3 separate regions of the Homo sapiens genome follow, and regions 2 and 3 are each linked to region 1. The links are chromatin loops, found by intact Hi-C in ENCODE. Cell type or tissue: ascending aorta. All regions are shown on one strand. Links, peaks and the distances in the headings refer to the core of each region. The heading gives the core; the rest is flanking DNA.

Evidence for each region. Hi-C counts contacts between places; a loop is a spot of excess contacts. Peaks named below come from ENCODE experiments on the same cell type or tissue, not always from the same donor. Only the 100,000 strongest peaks of a DNase experiment are listed, where the experiment ranks them.
Region 2: a loop joins it to region 1, with 3.0 times the contacts of the local background. A loop is called at or near these places in 2 of 110 quality-filtered maps.
Region 3: a loop joins it to region 1, with 5 times the contacts of the local background. A loop is called at or near these places in 2 of 110 quality-filtered maps.

What each region holds. Positions count from the first base shown.
Region 1 is chr19:7,923,132-7,927,462 of GRCh38, forward strand. It overlaps SNAPC2 (small nuclear RNA activating complex polypeptide 2), which reads left to right. Exons shown (of 5, transcript NM_003083.4): 5 at 1-119. It overlaps CTXN1 (cortexin 1), which reads right to left and starts at 3,004. Exons shown (of 2, transcript NM_206833.4): 1 at 2,836-3,004; 2 at 1,360-2,427. The coding sequence starts at 2,407. The coding sequence ends at 2,159. TIMM44 (translocase of inner mitochondrial membrane 44) reads right to left here. Exons shown (of 13, transcript NM_006351.4): 13 at 3,587-4,175. The coding sequence ends at 4,056. LOC124904629 (a long non-coding RNA gene) reads left to right here and starts at 2,274. Exons shown (of 2, transcript XR_007067120.1): 1 at 2,274-2,705; 2 at 3,442-3,679. RefSeq lists silencers at 2,299-2,388, 2,919-3,188 and an enhancer at 3,685-4,331. In ascending aorta, for the core only: a CTCF peak has its summit at 2,251 (motif pointing left); DNase peaks (open chromatin) are centred at 2,230 and 3,060; H3K4me3 peaks cover 1,739 bases; H3K27me3 peaks cover 928 bases.
Region 2 is chr19:8,589,702-8,597,668 of GRCh38, forward strand. It overlaps ADAMTS10 (ADAM metallopeptidase with thrombospondin type 1 motif 10), which reads right to left. Exons shown (of 26, transcript NM_030957.4): 7 at 7,533-7,616; 8 at 7,286-7,431; 9 at 6,841-6,884; 10 at 6,606-6,711; 11 at 6,372-6,518; 12 at 6,061-6,202; 13 at 3,062-3,169; 14 at 2,257-2,402; 15 at 2,099-2,162; 16 at 188-290. Among named protein-coding and RNA genes, the nearest start is that of MYO1F, 16 kb to the left of the region's middle. RefSeq lists an enhancer at 2,100-2,698. In ascending aorta, for the core only: a CTCF peak has its summit at 4,459 (motif pointing right); a DNase peak (open chromatin) is centred at 2,870; H3K4me3 peaks cover 1,749 bases; H3K27ac peaks cover 2,189 bases.
Region 3 is chr19:9,786,910-9,794,876 of GRCh38, forward strand. It overlaps LOC100505555 (a long non-coding RNA gene), which reads right to left and starts at 6,271. Exons shown (of 2, transcript NR_148545.1): 1 at 6,025-6,271; 2 at 497-901. LOC124904635 (a long non-coding RNA gene) reads left to right here and starts at 6,153. Exons shown (of 3, transcript XR_007067134.1): 1 at 6,153-6,244; 2 at 6,483-6,739. RefSeq lists silencers at 4,920-5,289, 5,630-5,779 and enhancers at 5,663-6,163, 6,164-6,664. In ascending aorta, for the core only: a CTCF peak has its summit at 3,415 (motif pointing left); DNase peaks (open chromatin) are centred at 3,422 and 4,992; H3K4me3 peaks cover 713 bases; H3K27ac peaks cover 1,985 bases.

The sequences.
Region 1 (4,331 bases), core at 1-4,000:
GGCCAGCATCCTCACCTTCTTCAACTGACCAGTCGTGGTTACTCCCTGCTGCCAGGTCCTTCCCCTTCCCGGGGGTATTCTGTGACCATGAATAAAGTTATCATTCTCTTTCTCTTTCACCTGTGACTTAAAGATGGAAGTGGGGGCCCTGAAGTGTCAGAGCTTGGGGGTCACAGGGCTGGGGGTGTGTGCCAGGGAGGAGAGCTGCCACCTGACTGGTGTGATGAGGCCTGGGGTGAGGAGCCCCTTGGTGACTGTGAAGCTGACAAGTGTGGATGGGGAGAGCCGGCAGGGCACCTTGGGGACAGGCGTCAGGGATGGGTTTCAGAGTAGGGCAAAATCACATCGCACAGGTGGAGGGGAGAAGGCAGCAGAGAGTGGGGGTGACCCGGTGGAAGGAGTTGAGCCCCAGGCTGGGCGGTTAGAGGAAGATAGATAGGGGTGGGCTGCCCCGAGTGGCAGGAGGCTAGTGGGAGTGGAGTGTCCCCTGGGGTGGCTTTGGGACCTCAAGGATCCCTAGAAGGCGGGGAGGGAGGGGTACTGGAGTCAGGGCTGACCCCAAACCCCTGGGGGTGCTGGGACCCCGCTTGAGGCCCCCTCCATCAGCTTCACCTGCCCTGTGGGTGTGGACCGAGGGTCGGGTCCTAGAGAGGGAAGCAGATGTCCTCCCACGGCACCGCGTCCCACGCCCAGCTAGTAATCCAAGTCGGTAAATTCTCCGTTCTCGGAGCCTGTGCATTCACCCAGCCTGCCTTTTATAGAAACGCTCATTCCTCCCCCCACACACTGCACACGGCTCCCCTGGGGTGCACATCTCTTGGGAGGGCCTTGGAGCACAGCCAGCCCACTCCGTCCGTGGTCACCGCCCCACCGCACCAGACCCACAAACGCTGCCAATGGTGGTGGGCAGGGGGAGGAGGCTTAGGCTGCAGGTACGGTCGGTCGTCGGAGCCTCCCTCCAGGGCTGGCAGAGGGTGCGCCTCCCAGTTCCCCACAGGGCTGAGTCTCTCTCACCACCCCCGGCGCCTCCCCAGATCAACAGAATTGTGTGTGGAGGGGAGGCAGCTGGGGGTTACACATCAGCCCCCCCCCCCAAAGCCGGTGAAAGGTGCTTGTGATCTTGGTGTCTTTGCAGCCCTGGGAAGCTTTAAAAACATGCAAAAGCCAGACCTGGGTTCCACTTCCAGCCCTACCAGACTCTAGCCATGTGACTGTGGGCAAGTCAGTCACTGGAGCTGCCTGGCCCTCGGTCTCCTGGCCTGTAGAATAGGGATGCTAACAGGGCCTGGCTCATTCTCACGATCCCGAAGAGGAGACAGGCTATAAACAGGAGGTGCCAACTCAGCACGCTACTTGGCATGCAGTAAGCGCTCAATAATAGCTTTTATTATCATGTTCGGCTCAGAGGCAGGGAGGAGTGGAACGGCATGGGAGGGCTGCGGGAGGCACGGCAGGGGGGTCAGGGGCAAGTGGCAGGAGGGCGGATGGGGGGCAGCGGTGGGCACCGGGGCAGGGCGCGCTGACCTGTCCTGGGGCCCGGGTTGGGGGCAGAAATGAGCCTGCCCACGCTGTCCCGCCACGGCAGGCGCCACGCATCCTCGACACAGCCGCCATGGCAGGCCTTCGGGCTCCGTCTCCGGGACAGGCGGTGCAGGGCAAATTGGTATGCAGCGTCCGCCCCGTGGGCCCGGGAGAGCCTGCCCCGCAGGGACCAGAGCCCAAGGACGGGCTCAACACTCAGTCAAGGTGGGGTTGACGACGGCCAGACAACAGGGGAGGGAGGAGGGACAAGGGGGTCCCCACTTCCAGGGACGCACAATAGCAGAGCCACTTACACGCTGGGGAGGGGGCGGTGCGGGGGTCCTCCTCCCGCCCGGGATTCAGAGTCGGGGGTGGGGGCCAGCCGGGCGGGTGAGATGCGCAGAGAGGAAGGGACAGGGCGGATAAAGGCACGAGGTGGGGCTCCGGCCAGGCCAGGAAGGGACATGGGAGGGGTCTCGAGGGGGAGGGGCTGGGCTTCTCCCAACTCCCTCCCCCTCTCCCCCGGGCTGGGGGCTCCGGGGCGGGATCCTGAGCGCAGTCCTGGCCCCGCGGCGCCCCCCGCCGGGCCGGCCCTCTGAGACCCCGGCGCAGGGCCGGCTAGGGGGCGCCGCGCCCCTCACACCAACGCGTAGTCGAACTGCCCGCGCTCGAGCGCCTCCTTGTGGTCGGTCCAGGACGAGGCGGGCATGCGGCTGTAGGGGTCGAGCAGGATGCGCACGCAGCGCACCATCAACAGCACCAGCACCACGAGCAGGCAGAGCACGAAGGCGAACACCGTGCGCTGCTCCGCGTCCAGGCCCGCGCCCACCGGGGGCCCCGTCGACGGCGGCAGGGGCTCCGGCGACAGCGTCCACGTCGCGCTCATGGCTCACATCGCCGCGCGCCCTGCGGAGGAGGGGACCCGCCCCGGGCGCCGGGGATGAGGCTGCGCCCTCCCTCCCGCGCCTCCTCCGCTTCGCCCCCTCCTGCCGCCGCCGCCGCCGCCTCCCTTAACGTGCCCGACCCCATCCCCCGCCCGCGCCTCGGTCCCCGGGCTACGCCCATGCCCGGCCCGCCGGATCGCCGCCACCACCACGCGGGGACCCAACTCTGGCCGTGCGCGCAGGTGGGGGCGCTGAGAGCCGGGAAACGGAGCCGCGCCCGGCCTGGGCCGCACACAACAGGTGCGAAAGCGCGGCCGCGGCCCGGGCGCGCGGCGTGGGGACGGTCCCCGCGGCCCCTGCCCCCGCTCCCTTTGTTCTCGGCGGCCTGGGACCCCCTCCCCCACCGCCCCCGCCCCGGCGCGCCCCTCACCCTGGCTTCGACCCGGACGGGGACCGACCGCCCGGCGGCCGCGCTCTCTCAGGGACCCGCGCCGGCTGCGCGTTCGGCCTCTCCCCGGCGGCGGCGGCGGCGGCCCGGGCTCCGGCTCAGCCCACCCCACCCGCCCCTGGAGCGGCGGAGACCGAGGCAGGCAAGCAGCGCGCGAGCCGGGCCGCCGCGGCTGTTCCTATGGCGACGGGGGCGGGGCCGCCGCGGGGGGCGGGGCTGCAGGGGGCGGAGGCTGCGCAGGGAGCGGCGCGCGAGCCAGCGACCCCGCCCGGGCCTGCGGGAGGACGGAACCCCAGCCCCGAGGACCCGCGAGCACCCACGACCTCGCCGGGGAGTGGGCAGCTGCCACTCCCACCTCCCCTGGCACTTCGGGCCCCCCAGCCTGCCCTGTGCCTGCATTCTCCTCCGCGATAGACCCCACTCGAGACTCCCTGTTTGTGGGGGGACCTCAGTGGCCCTAAAACACTCATATGGGCACTCAAGCTCCCCCGGCCCTGGGGACCTCAATTCTCAGAGAGCTCAGGCAGGTCACTGGGATGAGTAAGTCCCCCTAGTTTTGTCTGTCACTGGCCTCGTCTTCCAACTCAGGGTCCAGCCCTGGGCAAGGCGTCCACCCACTGCGGCTGCAGTTCCTCACTCGACCTTGACCGCCTCCCACAGCAGCCGCCTGCTCCCACCCCCACCATCGCCTCGGCCACTCCCGCGCCAGAGAAGACACTTCAGACTCCGTAGCTGCTCTTCTGCAATTCGGTGTTTTATTCTTTCCAAATCTCAGGCTTATGCACAAGATGGAAGAGCACTGTTAAAATTAAAAAATGGACCTAAAGTGGCTTGGCTGACGTGGCTAGCGGGCCACTGAGCCGCGGGTCCCGGGTCCCACCCTGCTGTGGGGGGAGTCCCTGGGCCCTGGGGCCTCTTGGCACTGTGTGACCTGTGTGCACCCCAGGTGACCAGGCGCCGGGACCCCTGCAGGGCAGAGCAACAGGGCAGGGGTTGGCCCTGCGGGGGAGTGTCTCCAGCTGCCGCGCACCCGCAACAGCCCGTTGTCCCCTCCCGGGCCAGCTGGTCTTGCAGCCGTCCTGGCAGAGCTGGGGGCAGAGCCCGCAGTCTTGTTCCCAGAGGTCTGGAGTTGCCGCAGGTGGTGTTGCGGTGCCTCTGTGCCTGATGACCCAGGCCGGGGCTACCTGGCTCCGGCACCACACTCAGAGAATCTGCTCGGTGCTGGAGGCCGAGATGTCCAGGAGCCGCCAGGCCGCGTAGGGGTTGAGCTCGTCCTGGTCTCGGCAGAGCGCCCACACGTACAGCATCCGCAGCACCTTGTCCTGCAGGGTGGGGTGGGAAGGGCACTGTTGAGAGGGTTGAGGTGACCCAGGCAGCTCTGGGGGGGGGCCAGGCTCTGTGGGGCAGGAGCCACCGGCAACTTCCCCAGGGGCTGGGAGCAGAGGCCAGCACAATTGCCTAGACTCAGGAACCACTCA
Region 2 (7,967 bases), core at 2,050-6,049, 670 kb after region 1:
GGGCAGAGGGAGTGGGGGCTCCCAGCGTCACGTTGAACCCCCATGGTACCGTATCCCAGGTACTCTGTCTCCCCGGGTGGGGACAGGGCTCAGGGCAGACCCCGGGATGCTGCATTCATCCACCTGCTGCTGGACACTCCCACGGCTGCCCTTCACGGCCCCACAGCCTTTGGAGTCCCACACTCACCTCCCCGGTACGTTTTCCACTTGTAGAATTTCCCACGGAAAGGGATGCTGTCAAATTCAGAACACTGCACTTCTCTGAAGTCCTGGGAGCCAGGGGGACAGTCCTGGGGGCAGGAGAGGAGAGATGGAGGGAGGCCAGGCTTGGGGGGATGGAGTCAGAAAAGGGGTGCTCAGAGAAAGATGGGCTGGAGGAGGGAGGCTAGAGGCAGGGAGGCCAGGGAGGAGGCTGTGGTGGTCTGCGTGAGACTAGGCCTGGAAGGTAGCCTGGGCTGGGCGTGTAGACACATCTGGGATAGGACTGGATCCCTCATTAGAGGTCTGAGGGTGAGCTGGGCAGGACACACCTGGGTTTCTGGTTCCAGGCTATGGAATCTTTCTTGCTTGCTTGCATTTTTTTTCTTTTTTGAGACAGAATCTCACTCTGTCGCCCAGGCTGGGGTACAGTGCATGATCTTAGCTCATTGCAACCTCCATCTCCTGGGTTCAAGCAATTCTTCTGCCTCAGCCTCCCGAGTAGCTGGGATTACAGGTGCATGCCACTATGCCTGGCTAATTTTTGCATTATTTATTTATTTATTTATTTATTTTTAGACAGAGTTTCGCTCTCGTTGCCCTAGTTGGAGTGCAGTGACACAATCTCGGCTCACTGCAACCTCCGCTTCCTGGATTCAAGTGATTCTCCTGCCTCAGCCTCCCAAGTAGCTGGGACTACAGGCGCGTGCCACCACGCCTGGCTAATTTTTTGTATTTTTAGTAGAGACGGGGTTTCACCATGTTAGCCAGGCTGGTCTCGAACTCCTGACCTCAGGTGATTGACCCGCCTCGGCCTCCCAAAGTGCTGGGATTGCAGGCATGAGCCACCTCATCCGGCCTAATTTTTGTATTTTTAGTAGAGATGGGGTTTTGCCATGTTGGCCAGGATGGTCTCGAACTCCTGACCTCAGGTGATCTGCCTGCCTCAGCCTCCCAAAGTGCTGGGATTATAGGTGTGAGCCACTGCACCTGGCCACATGGAGTCTTTCTTGAGAGAGAAGGTCTGGAAGGGATCAGGGTTTATAGAAAGTGCTAGCATGTGGATTCTCTGAAGACCTGGTTCCCCCCAGCTGGGAGGCTGAAAAGTCCAAAGCTCTCACTGCCCTCTAAAACACCCCCTCCCCAGTAAACTTCTCACTGCTCACTGATGGTTGCAGGTCAGCTGAGGGCACAAGCAGAGGACAGACACCTGTCACTGGGTTTGGTGAGAGGAAGCTTCAGCTACAACTTTGGGGGATGACAGAAGGCAGGGGTAGGACTCTTCAGGGGAAGTTGGGCTGTAAAGGGAGGGGAGAGACTGGATGGTAGGGGGTTGTGAGGGCCAAGCAGTGATTTCAAGGTGGGGGCTTGTAGTCTAAATGTAGGAGGAAAAGAGAGCTGGAAGGAGCCAGGTCTTTAAGGAGGAGGGGTTGGGGACGAGAAGGTGGTGGGGGTCAGGGAGAGGAGGGAAGAGAGGGGTGGCGGCTGCAGGTTCCCCAGGAGGCAGCAGGTGCCTGGATGAAGCACTCTGATAGCGTTTTTGTTTTTTTTTTTTTTTTTGAGATGGAGTTTCGCTCTGTCACCCAGGCTGGAGTGCAGTGGTGCGATCTCGGCTCACTGCAGCCTCCGCCTCCCGGGTTCAAGCGATTCTCCTGCCTCAGCCTCCCGAGTAGCTGGGATTACAGGCGCCTGCCACCACGCCCAGCTAATTTTTGTATTTTTAGTAGAGACGGGGTTTCACTATGTTAGCCAGGATGGTCTCGATCTCCTGACCTCGTGATCCGCCTGCCTTGGCCTCCCAAAGTGTTGGGATTACAGGCGTGAGCCACGGTGCCCGGCCTCTGATAGCTGTTTTTAATGCTTCCTCCCCCCACCCCTCAAGGGGTTTGGGGGAACTCACATCCGTGTTGCAGGAGCGGTGCCGCCTTCTCTCACCCAGACAGTACTTGCCCCCGATGGTTGGCCTGGAAAGGGTGGTGGGATAGGAGAGGGATGAGGCAGTGGGCGATGGGGGCAGGGGTCGCGCTGCCCTCCCGGGTGGGGGTCCTGAGGGCTGACCTGGGGCTGTCGCAGTGACGGCTAGAAGAGGACACGCCGCCGCCACAGGTCCGGCTGCAGTCGCCCCATGGAGTCCACGGCCCCCAGGCTCCGTCCACACCCTCTGGGCGCGACCCAAAGGGGACACAGACCCGTTTGTAGCACCACTGGGTGGGGGGAGACAGGAAGGAGTGAGTCCAGCCCGGAGGACACTCGTCGGCCCCATGCACCGTTCCCCACTCCAGGCCCCAGCCAGAGATATCAGCCTCTCCGGGATGGGCAGAGGCGGGGTCTGAACATGCGAACAGAGTCAGGTTACGTAGGAGAGTGGTCTGGGAGACAGACCAGGTACAAGCGAGAGGCGTGGCCTGAGCACAGGGTGCTTAACGGGGAGGGGTGTAGACAGGACCACGATAAGCGTGGAGACGAGGTGGGGCGTGGCTTCAGGCTGGGGAGGGGAGGTCTACAGGCAGTAGGCGTGGCCAGAGCCGAGGGCAGCACAGGGGATGGGCGTGGCCAATGAGGGAGAGAGCAAACAGTAGGCGTGGCCAGAGCCGTGGGAATCATTACACGGTGGGCGTGGCCAACGCGGGAGGGAGTTAAACAGTAGGCGTGGCCAGAACCAAGGGACGCATAGACGGTGGGCGTGGCCAACGCGGGAAGGAGCAAGCAGTAGGCGTGGCCACAGCCGAGGGAGCACAAATGGCGGGCGTGGCCAATGTGGGAGGGAGCAGATAATAGGCCGAAGGACAGGCGGGTAGGCGTGGCCAACGCGGGAGGTGGCTCAGGGGGCGTGGCCCAGTTGGGGGCCCTGGCCGGCGCTCACCCCCTTGTCGATGGTGTGCGTCTGGCACAGCGTGCCCTCGGCGGCCGGGATGCTGTTGGTGATGCACCGGTTGCTCTTGCTCAGACACCACAGCTCGCTGCAGACCTCCTGCGGGCCGAGGTGCCCGCTCAGGCTCGCCCCCCTCCCTTCCTCCCTGGGGCAGCCCGCCCGGCTTGGGAGGACCCAGATGTCCGGCTCACTGCCGGTCCCAGAGCAGAGAGCCCGGTGCTCCCTTCCTGGCTCGCGGTGGGTCTTCGTGCATCCCCTTGCGGGGCATGGCCTGTGACTTATACTCTCCCAATAAGCTCCATTTATGGAGCACTTTATACATGCCATATACCTCTTTAGGCAGTACTACCCCATCTTACTGGGAGAAAACCAAGCTTCAGACAGGTAAGGTCACACAGCTACTAAGGGAATAGCCTGGAGTTTAACCCAGCTCTTTAATTCAGAGTCTGTGCTCTAACGAACTTTGCAATTCAGTTCCTGGTGCCTTCTGAGTTTCTGGAAGGAAACGTGGGAACTGCTGAGGAATGAACAGGAAGGATTTGGGGTTCTTTTATGGGATGGGCAAAGTAGCCGAAGAGAAAGTGGTGGTTCTGAGAAATCGGCCTGGATGATGACTAGGCCAACGGCCTCATCTCTAGTTTTTTCCAGCTGTTGGTTCTCTTTGTTCCCCCATCTAAACTGGAGAAGCCCCCAACACTTTTAAGCTATGTGGAGGGGTGGGAGTTTGGGAGGGGACAATGCCGAGTTAGGTCTGTGTGGGACATGCCTCTCTTTCTCCAGGTGAAAAATCAGCCCCACCTTCTTCCCGTCTGAATCCTGGATGGGCTGAACTAGTCCCAGGGACTCACTCTGACTCTTAAAGTCCAGGTTAATATCCCTGGAGAAGCCCCAGTGAGTTCAGGTGAAGCAAAATCTCTGACCCTCTTGGCCCACATCCTAAGCAACCTCCCAGCGTCTTTCCTCTAAAAAGTAGGTGGTCCTCTCTGACCCTCTTGGCCCACATCCTAAGCAACCTCCCAGCGTCTTTCCTCTAAGAAGTAGGTGGTCCTTCTGTAATTATCAAGTGTAATCCCCGCTTTGAACCCAATTCTTGTAAGCTTTCCAGATGTGGGACTGGATCGATCAATGGCCACAGGAAAGGACCCTTCCTAGGTCAGCCCCTGAGAGATACCTGTACATATGTAAGAAGCTGGAAGAGTTGTTCTCAAATACATTCTCCCTCAAAGGTCCTCTAGAATCTCTGCCTTCTGCCTTATAGAGGACATTTCTCAGCTAAAAACTCAGACTGTGTCCTCTTGGCCATATCTAAAAATATCACATCAGTCCTGTCGCAATCCCACTTCTGACACCTCTTCAAGATAATGATTTCAGCTCTGCTTTTGTCCTCCTCTCCACAAGGAGGCACTGTGGCATATTTGAGTTGTGCAGAGACCTCAATTCTGCTACCAACTTGCAATATATTTCCCCTCTCTGGGCCTCAGTTTACTCATCTACAAGATGGGCAGCCTAATGCCTGTCTTGCCTATATAAATGGCTATGAGGCACGTGACAGGATAGATAAGAAAGGACTTGCACCAATGCCATTATGGGGTAACAATGACCACCACTATCTCTGGACCAGGCACCAGGCTGAACCCTTTACATATATTAACCAGTTCACATTTAGTAAATAAATCCCCCTTTGCCAAGATGGCCTGAAAGATGTTCCTTCAAAAACTAAAAGGAAGGCTCAATTCAACATATAGCCAGTGCCAGCCCAAGCTTGATATTTTGACAGCTCCTCCCCTCCCCTGCCCCTTTGTAAAATTTAGAGAGTCATGAGAGACCTGGATTTAAATCCCAGCTCTGTCATGGTCTCAAACTGTGGCCTTGGACAAGTCATCCTCCCTATGCTATGGCTCAGTCCCTTCCTCTGTAACGTGGGGGCTAGCAGGATTGTCAGGAGTTTAGATGGTGACACACAGCACATGCTTAGCCCATAGTGAGAGCTCAGTAAATGTCAGACACCATGATCATTGTTAGGATACCTGGGTCACAGCAGATGTTGAGGAGTAGCTTCAGAATTCTTTAGGAATTCCTTAGAGGGTGCTGCAGTTACCAGCTAAGTTAGGATGTTGGGGGGTGTCAAGGGTGGAATGTCAGTGAAATAGAAATTGTTCCAGGGTTTGTCTCTGTCTTGCAGTGGAATGAAGGGAGGGCAATTTGGCAGCTGCTTGCCCTCTGCTTTGCATTAACATGGCATCACAAAAACTCTGATCGTTTGAGTTGTGATAGTGTGAAGAACTGGGGCTGAACCTGGGCCCCTAGGGCTGAGACTGTGAGGAGCTTAGGGGTGCATTTAGGGAATCGAGGCAGGTGGGCAGAGGAGGAGCAGATCCTGGCTGAACCTTGGTGGCTGAAGCAGGAAGCCAGCAGGTCTTCAGCTTCCTGGGGGGAGCTGGGAGTGGAACCTCCTGCCCCCCAATGCCCTTCTCTATGCACGAATGGGGCTTTGGGAATCTAAACCTCAGGAAAGGGTGGGGAGAGGTCAGGAGGCTCAGAGCTCCTCCAGACAGGGAGTCCCTGGAAGGTTCTGTCTAGTTCTTTGCCAAGTAGGAAAGATGGCTCATCCCCAGGGAAATTATTTCCGTCAGGACTGGATGTTTAGTTAAAAACTGCCCCGTGAGAGGTCTTGAGACTTTGATCCTGCTGTAGCCCACAGGGGGTGTGATGTGCCAGACAGAAGCTGGCCCCCCAGCCCAGCCCTCAAATCAGGGGTCTGGAGAAGCAGGTGATCCCATTTTTGTTCCCAAGCACTGTCTGATTGCTTAGGACATTTTGCACACTCCATGCACCTCTGTCCTCCCAGGTCACCATGGGGGCTCACCTCACCCCCCTTCCCGGTTCTCCCACCCCCTCACTTCCCAGGTGGGTGCCCTGGTGGAGTTCCCTCCCCCAGCCCCAGCGGCCCCCTCCCCTCCCAGGAAGGAAAGCAGGAAGACTCTCTCTACCCCGTATTTACACTGACGCGATTTGACTCCATGCTGAAAGCGGCATTGCTCATCTGCATCGTAGGCTTGGCCCGGTGCCACTGTCGGGTACACAAAGTCCTGTCTGGGGGGCCGGTTGTTCAGGCAGAGCCCCAGGCCCGAGCTGCCTCGAGAGAAAAGCAACTGTCATGCTAGGTGGCTGCAAATCAAGAGCTCAGGAGCCTCAGCTGGATGGGGGTCCCAGGGAGCATCCCTGATTTCTATCGTCTCCCGTGTACCCTGCCCCACCATGAGTGTGACCCGCTCTGAGGGACACCCAGGTGCATCCTCACTCTAGAAAGCTGGTGATGTAGTCACGGCTGCAGGATGACCACACGAATGGGTTGGTCTTCATGGTAATGTGGGCAGCCATGAGCTTGGCTGGGTCCTGACCACGGGCCCCACAGCTGTTTCCCACGCCGTCATGGTTCATGCCGAATCTGGGGAAAGGGGTGTCGGCTCTGCCGGGCGCTGAGGGACCCGCCCAGCTCCTCCCCTCCTCCCCCTCTTGTGTGCCCTGGCCTCACGTGTGCCCGATCTCGTGGGCAATGGTGAACGCTGTGGCCAGGCCAATGTCCTCATTGACGCTGCAGCTTCTCTCGCGCTCACACATTCCGCCCACCGGGGCCAGGCCTGGGAAGACGGACATGTGGGGATGGGGCTGGGAGGCTCAGGACGGTGCTGGCTGGCCCCATCCACCTGCCAGGTCTCACCCCAGCCCACTGCCTTCATAGGCGCCTGAAACCTACGGGGCTCGGGTACCTAGTGTGCCGCAGGGTTTGTTCTTGTAGATGCAGATGTCATAGCTGTAAAAGGAGACAGGGTCAGTGAGGGGGCTGGGCTGTCTCCCTAAGCCCTGCTGATGCCACCATGCCCAGCTCTGGGGGTTGAGTCCTGCCTTGGAGGCGCCATCTGCCTCTCACCTGAAGCTGCATACAGGAGTGACTGACCACATGAATGAATGAATGCATGCATGCATGCATGAGTGGGAGAATAAGTGAATGAGGGCATCGGTGCCCAAATGGTCCCAAACCTCCCTTACCCATTATTCTCAAGCAGCCCCTCCCCATCCCTGGCTCCCTCATGGGCAGCCCAAACTTCTCTGCTCCTCCTGACCCTAGCAGAAGTGATCTCTGTTTGGACTCTCATGGTTCCCTGGACCATCTGTTTTCTCAGCCCCAGTCCTAGACCTCTCCTGTCCCCTCACCGTGTGATGAGCACTGCTGTGTCATGGTTAGCCACACCGTTCTCTGGAATGGCATTGCCATGGCCGCTGTGGTTCACGATGGATTTCTGCCACTTACAGAAGCTGTCCAGGGACTTCCCGGCATGGTGGGTGATCTCCAGAGTGGGCTGGGGATGGACAGAGGGAAATGCATGGGCACCCACCACCCAGGGGACGGCAGGACATGCTGGTATGAAGGGGAAGGGGAAGGGGAGGAAGTCCCCCGCACCTGGTCCTCCGTGAGCAGGATGAGGCGAGTTACGAGGATGTTAACGGTGCTTCCCAGACTCGAGTCCTGGAAAAGTTTGGCAACCTGACCTCCAAGAAACAAGAGAGACCGAGTCTTAAGAGGAGCCCAGGGTAGAAAATGAAAAGCAAAAACAATGATAACAGCTTGCTTTCATCAGGCACCTACTGTGTGTCGGGTCTTAGGCTAAACCTGCTATTAGGGTTTTTTGTTGCTGTTGTTGTTAAAGATGGGGGTCTTGGTATGTTGCTCAGGCTGGTCTTGAACTCCTGACCTCAAGTGATCCTCCTGCCTGGCCTCCCATAGGGCTGGGATTACAGGTGTGAGCCACCATGCCCAGCCATGTATCAGTCTTTTCATGAATAGGTAATATTTGCTGTTGTTACTATTTGTTGTTGTTGTTTTTTGAGATGGAGT
Region 3 (7,967 bases), core at 1,043-5,042, 1.9 Mb after region 1:
TGCACTCATAGGGATTCTCCCCCATGGAAAGTCTGTCTTGACAAGCAAGCAAGTGCATTGCTACATTAGAAGCTGCTGCCATTTAGGTTGGGTGTGGTGGCTCATGCCTATAATCCCAGCACATTTGGAGGCCGAAGTGGGCGGATCAGTTGTGGTCAGGAGTTTGAGACCAGCATGGCCAACATGGTGAAAACTCATCTCTACTAAAAATGCAAAGATTAGCCGGGCGTGGTGGTATATGCCTGTAATCCCAGCTACTTGGGAGGCTGATGTGGGAGAATCGCCTGAACCCGGGAGGAGAAGATTGCAGGAGCCGAGATCATGCCACTGCAACCCAGCCTGGGTGACAGAGCAAGACGCGAGACTCTGTCGCAAAAAAAAAAAAAAAATTGCTGCCATTTTCAGAGCACCTAGACTGCTTCTGCCTTGTCTGAATTCCTTCAAATTGAGTACGATGAATGCTTTGCCATAGGTTCCATTATAGTCATGACATTCATAAGGCTTTTCATACACAGATATTTTATTCTGATAGTCATCTAAACAAAAACTGAATTCTGTGTAAATATTCAACATGCGAGTCTCATTTATGGACGACGTGCCTACTTGTGAGACCTCTCTGTGAGTAAGCATATTTTGAATAGGTTTAGAATGTTCCCCAAGTTCATGAAACTCAGAAACTCTCTCCTGAAGGGTGGCTTCTCTTGGGCATAGACAAGGAGAACCTTGTCTCCAGGTTCTTCCCATTGTGGGGTGGCTCTTCCATCTCATGGCCTCCCTGACTCGTGCTGCGGAGAACCGGCAATCATCCTCCTGCATCTTACTCTCTTCCGGCCAGCAGATTGTTTTCCCCAACTTTATTCCGCTTTGCAGCTATCTTTTTGGTGCTACATGGTCTTCTGGTCTGAAATGAATTGGGAAAAGAAGTAAATCAGGTTTTTGTTTTTGTTTTTGTTTTTTGTTTTTTGTTTTTGAGACAGAGTCTTGCTCTGTCGCCAGGCTGGAGTGCAGTGGCGCGATCTCGGCTCACTGCAACCGACTCCCAGGTTCAAGCAATTCTCCTGCCTCAGCCTCCCAAATAGCTGGGACTACAGGCGCGTGCCACCACGACCAGATAATTTTTTGTATTTTTAGTAGAGACCAGGTTTTACCATGTTGGCCAGCATGTTCTCCATCTCCTGACCTCATGATCCGTCGGCCTCAGCCTCCCAGAGCGCTGGGATTACAGGTGTGAGCCACCTCGCCTGACCATCAGTTTGTTTTTTGTTTGTTTTTTTGAGACAGTGTCTCACTCTGTCACCCAGGCTGGAGTGCAGTGGTGCGATCACAACTCACTACAGCCTCAAACTCCTGGGCTCAAGTTATCGTCCTGCTGCAGCCTCCCAGTGCTGGGAGTACAGGTATGAGTCACTGTGCCAGGCCTTCAAAATTTATGTTTTTGGATAAAAAATGATGACATAATGGTGCTTTGTTTTGTTTTGTTTTTGACACAAGATCTAGCTTTGTCACCCAAGCTGGAGTGCAGTGACGTGATCATGGCTCAATGCAGCTTCGACTTCCTGGGCTCAGAGGATCCTCCCACCTCAGCCCCCCAAGTAGCTGGAACTACAGTTGCACACCACCATGCCCGGCTAATTTTTGTATTTTTGGTAGAGACGGGGTTTCACCATGTTGCCCAGGCTAGTCTGGAACTTCTGAGCTCAAGCGATCCGCCCGCCTCGGCCTCACAAAGTGCTGGGATTACAGGAGTGAGCCACTGCATCCAGCTCGATAATGGTGATTTTTTTTTAAGATTTTTTTTTTTTTTTGAGACAGAGTTTCACTCTTCTTGCCCAGGCTGGAGAGCAATGGTGTGATCTTGGCTCACTGCAACCTCCGCCTCCCATGTTCAAGCGATTTTCCTTCCTCAGCCGCCCGAGAAGCTGGGATTACTGACATGTGTCACCACACTTGGCTAATTTTGTATTTTCAGTAGAGACGGGGTTTCTCCATGTTGGCCAGGCTAGTCTTGAACTCCCACCCTCAGGTGATCCGCCCACCTCGGCCTCCCAAAGTGCTGGTATTACAGGCATGAGCCACCGCACCCAGCTAAGAATTTTTGTTTTTTTAAGAATAAGAAAAAAGACTCCGTCTGAAAAAAAAAAAAGGAAAGAAAAAAATAAAGTCCAGGCCCATGTAGATTTTTTCATATACTGACCTAAACATAAGAAGTCAGTGAGACTGGGAAATATGCATCATTGCAATATGCAGCCTCACAATATCTGGCCCTCATCTCTCCCTCACTGAGACCCCGCCCCCGTCTCTCACCTCATCGAGAACCCGCGCTCATCCTTCTCTGAGAACCCGCCCCCATCTCTCCATCACCAAGACCCTGCCTCCGTCTGTCCCCTCGATGACTCTGCTCTGCCCACCCCTCACCGAGATCTAACCTCTGTCTGTCCCCTCACCGAGTGAAGGGGGCCTCCCCCTCCACACCTCTGGGTATTTCTCGTCAGGTGGGATGAGAGGCTGAGAAAAGAAATAAGACACAGAGACAAAGTATGGAGAAAGAACAGTGGGCCCAGGGGACCTGCACCGCTGGCTGTCTCTGAGTTTCCTCGGTATTTACTGATCATTATTTTTACTATCTTAGTGAGGGGAGTGTAGCAGGGCAACAGGTGGGGAGAAGGTCAGCAGGGAAACATGTGAGCAAAGGAATCTGTATCACGAATAAGTTCAAGGAAAGGTACTGTGCCTGGATGTGCACGTAGGCCTGATTTAAGTTTCACTTTACACAAACATCTCAGTGTAGCAAAGAGTAACAGAGCAGTATTGCTGCCAGCATATCCCGCCTCTAGTCACAGGGCAGTTTTCTCCTATCTCAGAATTGAACGAATGGGAATGGTCAGTTTACACGGAGACATTCCATTCCCAGGAAGGAGCAGGAGAGAGAAGCCTTCCTCTTATCTCAACTGCAAAGAGGCCTCCCTCTTTCACTACTCCTCCTCAGCACAGACCCTTTAGGGGTGTCAGGCTGGGGGATGGTAAGGTCTTTCCTTTCCCATGAGGCCATATCTCAGGCCATCTCAGAGCTTTCTTGGGCAGAGGTCCCTGCGGCTTTCCGCAGTGCATTGTGTCCCTGGTTAATCGAGAATGGAGAATGGCGATGACTTTTACCAAGCATACTGCCTGCAAACATACTGTTAACAAGGCATCCTGCACAGCCCTAAGTCCATTAAACTTTGATTCAATACAGCACATGTTTCTGTGAGCACAGGGTTGGGGCTAAAGTTAAGACTCACAGCATCTCAAAGCAAAACAATGTTTCTTAATACAGATCAAAGTGGAATTTATGTCTTCCTTTTCTACATAGACATAGTAACAATCTGATCTCTCTTTCTTTTCCCCACAACTGAGTCCCGGGCTCCATCTCCTGGTAGAGTCCAGCCCTACAGGGCTTTGCGGGTGTTCTCCCCATGTGTGGAGATGAGAGATCATAAGAAATAAAGACACAAGACAAAGAGATAAAGAGAAGACAGCTGGGCCCTGAGGACCACTGCCACCAAGACGCAGAGACCAGTAGTGGCCCCAAATGGCGGATGCACTGATATTTATTGTATATAAGACAAGGGGGCAGGGTAAGGAGGGTGAGTCATCCAAGTGATTGATAAGGTCAAGCAAGTCACGTGATCATAGGACAGGGGGCCCTTCCCTTATAGGTAGCTGAAGAAGAGAGGGAAGACAGCATACATCAGCATTTTCTTTTTTTTTTTTTTTTTTTCCCCCGAGACAGAGTCTCACTCTGTCACCAGGCTGTAGTGCAATGGCCCGATCTCAGCTCACTGCAACCTCCGCCCTCCGAGTTCAAGCGATTCTCCTGCCTCAGCCTCCCAAGTAGCTGGGATTACAGGCGCCTGCCACTGCACCCAGCTAATTTTTTGTATTTTTAGTGGAGATGGGGTTTCACCTTCTTGGCCAGGCTGGTCTTGAAGTCCTGACCTCGTGATCCACCCGCCTCGGCCTCCCAAAGTGCTGGGATTACAGGCATGAGCCACTGCGCCCGGCCCAGTGTTTTCTTTTACGCACTTATCAGAAAGATAAAAGACTTTAAGACTTTCACTATTTCTTCTACCACTATCTTCTAAGAAATTCAAAGAGGAACCAGGAGTACCGGAGGAATATGAAAGTGGACAAGAAAAGTGACCACTGAAGCACAGCACCACAGGGAGGGGTTTATGCCTCCGGATGGCTGCGGGCAGGCCTGGATAATATCCAACCTCCCACAAGAAGCTGGTGGAGCAGAGTGTTCCCTGACTCCTCCAAGGAAAGGGAGACTCCCTTTCATGGTCTGCTAAGTAACGGGTGCCTTCCCAGGCACTGGCATTACCGCTTGACCAAGGAGCCCTCAAGCGGCCCTTATGCGGGCCTGACAGAGGGCTCACCTCTTGCTTTCTTGGTCACTTCTCACAATGTCCCTTCAGCACCTGATCCTACACCCGCCCGTTATTCCTTGGTTATGTTAGTAATACAACAAAGAGTAATATTAAAAGCTAATGATTAATAATGTTCATACTAATGATTGATAATGTCCATGATCATCTCTATATCTAATTTATAACTATTCTTATTCTAACTGTTTTCTTTATTATACTGAAACAGTTTGTGCCTTCAGTCTCTTGCCTGGGCACCTGGGTAATCCTCCGCCCACAGACTCCCGCATCACTGAGTCCCGGTCCTCCTATCCTACACGGAGTCTCTACCTTCATCTCCACACTCAGGGAGACTCCACCTCGGTCTCCGCCTTCACTGAATCCCCGCCCCCATTGCGCCTTCACTGAGACACCAGCCCCATCTACGCTCACAGAGACCTTACCCCGTCTCCCCGTCACCGAGACCGCTCCCCCATCTCGCCCTCACCAAGTCCCCGCCCCCGCCTCGCCCTCACCGAGTCCCCATCCCTGTCTCTCCCCCACTGAGACCCCGCCCCCGTCTCGCCCTCATCGAGTCTCCGCCCCCGTCCTCCGTCATCGAGTCTCCGCCCCGCCTCGCCCTCACCGAGTCCCCGCCCCCGCCTCCCCCTCACTGAGTCCCCATCCCTGCCTCTCCCTTACTGAGACCCCGCCCTCGTCTCTCCCCTCACGGAGACCCCGCCCCCGACTCCCCCTCATCGAGTACCCGCCCCGTCTATCCTTCATCAAGTCTCCACCCCCGCCTCTCCCTCACCGAGTCCCCGCCCCCGCCTCCCCCTCACCGAGTTCCCATCCCTGTCTCTCCCCTCACCGAGACCCCGCCCCCGCCTCTCCCTCATCGAGTCCCCGCCACCGTCTCTCCTTCATCGAGTCCCCTACCCTTCCCGTCATCGAGTCCCCGGCCCCGTCTCCCCCTCATCGAGTCCCCGCCCTCTTCTCTCCCTTCACTGAGATCCCGCCCTCTTCTCTCCCCTCACTGAGGTCCCGCCTCTGACAGCCCCTCACCGAGTCCCCGCCCCCCGTCTCTCCCTCACCGAGTTCTCGTCCCAGTCTCCCCATCACCTAATCCCCACCCCTGTCTCTCCCTTACGAAGTCCCCGGCCCCCGGTTCCCCTCACCGAGACCCTGCCCTGTCTGTCATCGAGTCCCTGTCTCCCCCTCACCTAGTCCCTCTTCTCTCCCCTCACCGAGTCCCCGCCCCCGTCGTCCGCTCACCAAGTCCCCGCCCCCGTCTCCCCCTCACCGAGTCCCGCCCTCTTCTCTTCCCTCACCGAGTCCCCGCCCCCGTCGTCCCCTCACCGATTCCCGCCCCCGTCTCCCCGTCACCGAGTCCCCGCCCCCGTCTCTCCCCTCACCGATTCCCCGCCTCCGTCTCCCCTCACCGATTCCCGCCCCTGTCTCTCCCTCACCGAGTCCCCGCCCCCGTCAATCCTCTCACCGAGTCCCCGCCTCCGTCTCCCCTCACCAAGTCTCCGCCCCCGTCTCTCGGTCACCAAGACCCCACCCCCGTCTCCCCCTCACCGAGTCCCTGCCCGGGTCTTCCTGCCTCCACGTGGCGAAGCCGCACCTGAAGCCCCACCTGGTCGCAAAGGCTGGTGCAGGGGAAACCGTTGGTTCAGCTGCGGTTCCTGGGAAGGGGGTGCCGCTCTGATCACGCGCACTTCTGATTCCCCTCTCGGGGCTCGGAAGCGGCTGAGGGCTCTGGACCCGGTCTCCGAGGCGTGAGGCGGTGGGAGGGTCGGCGGCCGCGTCCTCCACGACCCTGGGGAGAAGTCCCAGTTTCCGCGCAGCCGACAACGGTTGGACCCCGTCCCTCCGGCTTCACTGGGCACCGTGGGGGCAGAACCCGGCGGCGGCTTGGGGTGGGGGCGGGACCACGATGGAGGGAGTCTGTTGGGCGGGACCTCGAAATGCCTCTGCTCGCTTTCCTCTGCATTCATGCGGCTTGTACGAGGATGCGCTGTTTCCTGGTGGTTTGTTATACGGCAGTAGATAACTGATACATCTCTCTTCACTACTTTGTTTGCGTTTTTATAGGTCAGGGTCTTCCTCTGTCGCACAGGCTGGAGTGCAGTGGCTCGATCACGGCTCACGGAAACCTCCAATCCCTGGGCTCAAGCGATCTTCCCTCAAATTCAACAGTAGCTGGAACTACAGGCTCGTGACACCACAGCAGGCTAATTTTTAAATTTTTCGTGGAGATGGGAGGTCACACTATATTGCCCAGGCTGGTCGCGAACTCCTGAGCTCAAGCGATCTTCCCTCTTTGGCGTCCCAAAGAGCTGAGATTGCAGGTATGAACCACCGCACCGGGCCCATTCTCAACATCTCTCAACAAACTGATAAAGAGCATGTAAAAAAATCTACAGCTAACATTGTAGTGAAATACTGAAAACTGTTCTAAGCTCAGGAGTACAGCAACGATGCCCACTCTCACGAATTCTATCAAGCATTGTAGTTACGGCCACGCGCGGCTCACGCCTGAGATCCTAACACTTTGGAAGGAAGATCGCTTTGAGTTCAGGAGTTTGAGACCAGCCTGGGCAAGATGGCAAAACCCTGTCTCAATTTTAAAAAATACAAAAATTAGCCAGGCATGGTGATGCATGTCTATAGTCCCAGCTACTTCGGAGACTGACACAGGAGGATCACTTGAGCCCGGAGGCAGAGGTTGTAGTGAGCTGAGATGGCAACATTGCACTCCAGCTGGGGCGACAGAGGAAGGCCCTGTCTGAAAAAGAAATTGGAAGAAACATTATCTACATTTCTTTTCTGCCATTATTTACAGACAACATAATTGTCTAAGTGGGAGATCCAAAAGAATCTAAATTGTTACACATAATGTGCGGGTTAGCAAGAATAGTGGCTAAAAACTCAATATGCAAAGATAATTGTCTTGTCTCTCTCTTTTTTTTTTTTTTTTTTTTTTTTTGACGGAGTCTTGCTCTGTCGCCCAGGCTGGAATGCAGTGGCTTGATCTTGGCTTGCTGCAACCTCCACCTCCCTGGTTCAAGCGATTCTCCTGCCTCAGGCCCCTGAGTAGCTGGGATTACAGGCGCATGCCACCACGCCCAGCTAATTTTTGTATGTTTTTAGTAGAGACGGGGCTTCGCCACGTTGGCAAGGCCGGTCTGGAACTCCTGACCTCAGGTATTCCGCTGGCCTCGGCATCCCAAAGTGCTGGGATTACAGGCGTGAGGCACCGCACCCGGCCGACTTGTCTCTTTTAACAGCAATATTACAACAGCAATAAAATAAGTAGAAATAAATACAACAAAAAAGTATGCAATATCTCTTCCGAGAAATTTGTAAACTACTATTGAAAGAAATCAAAGATGACCTAGATCAATGGATAGACCTTCCTTGTTGATGGATTAGAAGTTTCAATATAAAGACTTGAATTCTTCTTACTTAATATAGAAAGTTAACAAGTTTTCAGTCAAAATAACATGTTTGATGAGGAACCTGATCTACTTATAATAAAATGTATGTATGTGGAGGTACAAAATACTCCTGAAGAAC